Linked DNA regions of Mus musculus: region 2 is linked to region 1. A link is a loop called in an ENCODE intact Hi-C map of the cell type or tissue named here. Cell type or tissue: left cerebral cortex. All regions are shown on one strand. Links, peaks and the distances in the headings refer to the core of each region. The heading gives the core; the rest is flanking DNA. Region 1 overlaps Gm36857 (a long non-coding RNA gene). Region 2 has its middle 2.8 kb from the start of Gm36909.

Region 1 (2,914 bases), core at 304-2,803:
CAGAGTGGTGCTATTGATAGAAGCCAGAGCCTTTAGAAGGTGAGGCCTACTGGGAATTCCTGAGGTCGTTTGGGACTTGCTCTCAAAGGAGATTATAGAATCCTAGCTCCACCTCCACCCCCACCTCTCATGGGTACATGAATGCTCTCTCTCCCATCCATAAAGTGGACAACCCTGCTCTACTGTAACTCCCATGCATCCCCACCTCTCTCTCTCTCTCTCTCTCTCTCTCTCTCTCTCATCCATGTAGACTGTTCTTTACCATACACTCCTTTCACGATACATTGCTTCCTAAAGCAACAGGACAAACTAATTTTGGACTAAAACTTTCAAAACTGTGAGTCTGTCTTTTTTTTTAAATAACTTGCTTATCTCAAGTATTTTGTTATAGTCACAGAAAGCTCGCTCACACACCAGCTAACCTTGGAGTTAAGTTCATCAGCCTCAGTTTGTGGGTACCAGAAAAGCAATGCCATAGCAGCGTGCTTATTCGCCTTCTGTTCAAAGACTATCTGTGAACCTAGCATTGGTCAAGAAGTACAGGGGAACGCCAGGGCCAAGAAGTGGGAGTGGGTGGGTAGGGGAGCAGGGCGGGGGGAGGGTATAGGGAACTTTCGGGATAGCATTTGAAATGTATATAAAGAAAATATCTAATTAAAAAAAAAAAAGAACTATGCTGAGTACCCGTTGCCTAATGAAAAGTGAACTCCCCGGCTAACCTGTGGTTTAACTGCTTTCAGAACAATACCAAGTGACCCTCTTAGTCCAGCAGGCCACATATCAGTCTCACAATCTGAAGGGCAGTACCAAGCACTTGGGTCATGGTGTGTTTTGTTGCTCCCCCTGATTTCATCATGACCTAGGAAAGCACCTCTCTCGGAAAGTACTATTTTTCATAGAAGCGATATATATCACAACCCTGAAATCATATCATGAAAAAAACAAGTCAGTAAACCAAGCCAGTAAACTCTCTCTGAATTTTTCCCATCAGGTTTAACTTACTATATATTCATATTTACTGCCAGACAAGTGACGATACTAAAGGGGTAACAAACTATAGACAGCGGGTTTCATTTGAGGGAACTGAATCCATGTGTGTGTGTGTGTGTGTGTGTGTGTGTGTGTGTGTGTGTGTGTGTGTGTGTGAAAGAGAGAGAGAGAGAGAGAGAGAGAGAGAGAGAGAGAGAGAGAGAGAGACCCAATATAACTGGGCACCCCAGTTTGGGATCAGCTGCGGAAATGCCACTACATTCTTTACTGTGCAGATGGCCTCTGAGGGGCTGAGGTGGGAGGGGAAGGTCACACTTGTTAAAGGGTGACACCTACTGGTGGGATAGCACACTGCATCTCAATTCTACTAGACAGTGGAGTGCCCAGCAATCACAATGCCTAGGTAGAGCGGTTGGAGAGAGTTTTGTTCCCTAGCATCCTAACCCTCTTCTACCATGAGTGGCCCGCTCCCCAATAAGACATCCCAATTTCTAACACAGAAACAAAGGCTTCGAAGCTCTGCTTTCCCTAACAGTGGGCTCAGCCCACTGAAGAGGATCGCCAATGATTTTGAATCTCAAGAGGCTCCTCTAAGAAAGATTGGGAGCATAGAAACACCGGAGGCGGGAGCTATCGATGGTGTCCTGGCCATGCCGCAAATGTTCGGATCTGATTATTTCTACTGTCTGCTCCCCCTCTCACACACTTCCTGCTTCTGCTTCTGCACATATGCTGTAAATTCTGACTGCCCACGATCCTTCCAATAAAGCCACTTCTCCATTTAAGGTAACGGAGTCAATTTCTGCTGGTTAGAACTGGCAACTCTAGCTGGAACACTGTCAGACATTTGAGTAGCAGGCACTATGTCACAACAATACAGGTCTCAGTCGCTCCTCCCTCCCAAATACTTCCCTTGCCAAAAACAGACAGAAACGAGGCAAAAGAGACTAACCTGGTTGAGTCACACAACTAGCTTGGCAGAACCGTGGAACAAACCCAGCCAGTCTGGTGCTGTAATTGATTCTCTCAAACAATTCACAAAGCTTTTGGTTTTTTTTTTGTTTTTTAAAGCTAGGACTTGGAAAAGAGTGAGAGTCCTAAAGTCTGTGAGCACATGGCGGGCACCAGCAGAGAGAAGGCTTGCAGCTTCGTACAGAAGGTGACCCTGAACACAATTTCACCATGAGGCTAGAGAGACTCACGTGTCTTTCACTGGCAAGGGGACTCTTTCCAAATCCGAAACTGTGTTTTGTGTGTATGAATGTAGATCTGTCTTGTTAAGAAAGGCCATCGCCTATGGGAGGAAAAGCCTGGATCTACCCACTAGATGAAGCCATGCATGGATCAGATTAAACTCAAGTTCCAGATTTGAAGCTCCAGCAGGAAGTCCCTACAAAGATGCAGACCTACCAGAATATGGACTTGGTTTAGTTGCTTACTTATTCATTTAGCTATTTGGGTTTTTAAAGATTTATTTATCTTTATGTTTTGCCTGAACATATGTCTGTACACCACAAGCATTAGATTCTCTGGAACGGGAGAATTGCAGACAGTTGTACACTGCCACATGGGTGCTAGAATGAAACCCGGGTGTTCTGCAAGAGCAGCCAGGACTCTTAATTGCCCAGACCATAGTTACTTGCTTTTTTTATTCTGAGTCTTAACCCAGCTCAAGCTGGTTTCGAACCCTCTTTATAGCTGAGGTTTATAGCTGGCCTTGAACTCTGACTTTCTTCCTCACACACCCCAAGCTCTGGGGTTGCATAGCCACCATGTCCATCTTTTTCAGAAGGTGACTTTTAAAAAACACAAACAAGCCAGGCATAATTGCCACACTGGTAATATCCCAGCCTTCAGAAGCTGAGACAAGAAGGCAGTTGGGAGTTCAAGAGCAGCCTGTGTTGCTATAAAGCACGTTCCAGGC
Region 2 (2,914 bases), core at 196-2,695, 54 kb before region 1:
GTGATGGCCGACTAGGCCATCTTTTGATACATATGCAGCTAGAGACAAGAGCTCCGGGGTACTGGTTAGTTCATATTGTTGTTCCACCTATAGGGTTGCAGTTCCCTTTAGTTCCTTGGGTGCTTTCTCTAGCTCCTCCATTGGGGACCCTGTGATCCATTCAATAGCTGACTGTGAGCATCCACTTCTGTGTTTGCTAGGCCCCGGCATAGTCTCACAAGAGACAGCTATATCTGGGTCCTTTCAGCAAAATCTTGCTAGTGTATGCAATGGTGTCAGCGTTTGGAAGCTGATTATGGGATGGATCCCTGGATATGGCAATCACTAGATGGTCCATCCTTTTGTCACAGCTCCAAATTTTGTCTCTGTAACTCCTGCATTTTCTTTATATGTATTGATAGGAACATTTAAAATTTGCTTTCGTGGAAATTATGCGTATGTATGTGGTATATGTTTTACAGAGTGTGTGTGTGCCCGTGTGTGGAAAACTATCTCAGGTGTAAACTATCTCTAGTCAGGGTATAAAGCACCTATGAGAATTACCTTTGTTTTTCTAGATTTTCACAGAGCTCTAAACACATACACAAAAACACACAAAACAGAAACCAACAGATCTAGACACACTCGACCCTTTCTTGTCCTCCACAAGCAGGCAAAAGAATTAGACGATGTTGGAGGGGGAAGCTTCCGCTTCAACATGTGCACATGTGTGTAGGCTAAGTGGGAGTCAAGGCAGTCTTCCTCCATCTCTTACTATGTTCTTTTTCCAGACACATCTGTCATTGGAGCTCAGGATTCAGCTAGACTGGTCAGCCAGCAGACTCCAGGGATCCCCATCTCTGCCTCTTGAGCATTCAGAGAGGTCCTTTCTTGGCTTCTGGAATTCGGCGAAGATCCTGGCAAGCCCAGCCTTTGGGCCCATGGCTGCCTCTGACTCACCATAGGCCTCTGATGAGTCCAGTGACATGTTCTACCAACAGATACAATTTTTCAAAAGCTGGAGTTTTATCCTGGGGCCCCTTGACTCCTTTGGTCTCCTTAAGTTCTCTTCTCCTTCTTCTCCTTTTTCTTCTCTTTTTCCTCTTTCTCCTCCTCCTCCTCCTCCTCTGCAGCTTTCCAGTCTGTCCTGACATGTACACACCCATTCTGCAGTCCACCTATAGATGGTCCCATTAGCATAGAGACAATATGAGGGAGGGATTTGTTCTGACTTCTTTTAATCATGTCTACCTTTTTGTTTTATTCTCCATTCTCTCTTTTTCTTTTTAAAATCAATTTTAATTATTTTTATTAATTTTAAGTTGTTATACAAAATAATAGATTTTATGGTAACATTTGCATATGCATGTATCCTCACTGTTATACCTCCTTAAGGAAACTGCATTCCCAAAACTTCCCAGCGTGTCTCTTGAAGGCTTTATTTTCATGTAAGGAAAGAAAACATGCAAAGAAGGCAAATCAGAATCCCAAACCTCAAGCTTCAACAAGGAGTGGCCCGTCTGCCAGCCACTCCCCATGTGTGAACTTGTCTAATAATCTTTTCAATCCTGAGACATAATTTGGGTGACTAATATCCCCTGGGATAGGCCAAACACTTGATCCCTCCCCACCACGCCCAGATCCTCAAGTGGGTCTCAAAAACATGCTGATTGTTATGCTAGGCCAGAACCTTCAAAGCAAGATGCTGCCCTCTTCCTGCAATGGCTGGCCTTGACAGAAGCCTTAGAAAGATGGTTGGTAGAGGCAGCTGGGGGGGAGGGGGAGAGACAGCTGTCAGGCTTTTGAGAGAAGTCAGAAGAAAACGAGGGAAGAGAGAGGATGAATAAATGAAGAGGTGGGTGAGGGAACTCAGTTGGGAAGACACCCTCTGGCCATCTGGATTTGCACAAGGAGAACAACCTGGGAGTCCCTCCCATCTGCCGCATTCCAGTGCCTGAACTCATATCGGCGCCCGGGCTGGCAGGGAGCCGCCTTTCTTGTTGAGGTCTGCAAAGTGCAGAGTACGGGAAAGCCTGAGACAGGTTTAGGTGGGGGAAAGAGGAAATAGGCTATTCGTCATCAGGTTTCTTTGCTTGCACCAAAGGATCAGAGATGTGACATTACCTCCCTGCGTTCAGGGCCTCTACTTCTCTCCCTGCCCCCACAGTAGGGTTCAAGACCTTAAATTACAGAGATGAAGAATTTCGCATCTCTCTGGAAAACCAGTCAGGCTTTTTGTTCCCCTTCCTGCTCGCTCCTTTTAAATCCTGGGATTTTCCATCATTAACCATCAAATGAATTCTTAAATAGTTTCTTGCTAATCCCTGTCTAGGTGATTACACACACACACACACACACACACACACAGAGAGAGAGAGAGAGAGAGAGAGAGAGAGAGAGAGAGAGAGAGAGAGAGAGAGACAGGCTGAAGCAAGCAGCAGGGAGCCGTGTATTGATGACAGCAATCCTGAAATTATTTCAAAGAGAAGGAATGCCCTGGGGGTTTGCCGGCAATAAGTCCTTCAGAGGTCTAGGGAAGCTGATCTGGGGGGGGGGGGAGCCTGATTGCCCCATCCCTAAGCTGCCCTGTGGGTGTGGCTGCTCCAGGCCCCCCCCTCCCTTTTGGATTTTACATTTTATTTATTTAGTTATGACTATGACAACTATCCCAATTTCCTAGGAAGTTTTCTCTTGATACTGCTGCTGTACCAAGGTATAAGGGCTGCAAGTCTCATCAGATATACGGACCATAATTTTTGACTGCAAATCATGATGCTGGGTAATGTTTGAATGAAAACATTTGATATGGATGGTTAAACGAAAGATACCAAAAGGTCCCTCTCTTGAGAAGTAGGTCGGTGGCTTGGAACTCTGGGACTTATCACTCAGGAAGGGCTGTGTAGGAGGATAGGTGGCTTAAGAAGACAGCTCACTG

The links. Peaks named below come from ENCODE experiments on the same cell type or tissue, not always from the same donor. Only the 100,000 strongest peaks of a DNase experiment are listed, where the experiment ranks them.
Region 2: a loop joins it to region 1, with 7 times the contacts of the local background. A loop is called at or near these places in 5 of 42 quality-filtered maps.

The regions. Positions count from the first base shown.
Region 1 is chr2:71,597,431-71,600,344 of GRCm38, reverse strand. All of the region lies in intron 1 of Gm36857 (a long non-coding RNA gene), which reads right to left. Among named protein-coding and RNA genes, the nearest start is that of Gm36857, 7.6 kb to the right of the region's middle. In left cerebral cortex, for the core only: a CTCF peak has its summit at 1,342 (motif pointing left); DNase peaks (open chromatin) are centred at 1,332, 1,756 and 2,223; H3K4me3 peaks cover 393 bases; H3K27ac peaks cover 280 bases.
Region 2 is chr2:71,651,417-71,654,330 of GRCm38, reverse strand. No RefSeq gene overlaps it. Among named protein-coding and RNA genes, the nearest start is that of Gm36909, 2.8 kb to the left of the region's middle. In left cerebral cortex, for the core only: a CTCF peak has its summit at 1,686; a DNase peak (open chromatin) is centred at 1,846; H3K27ac peaks cover 102 bases.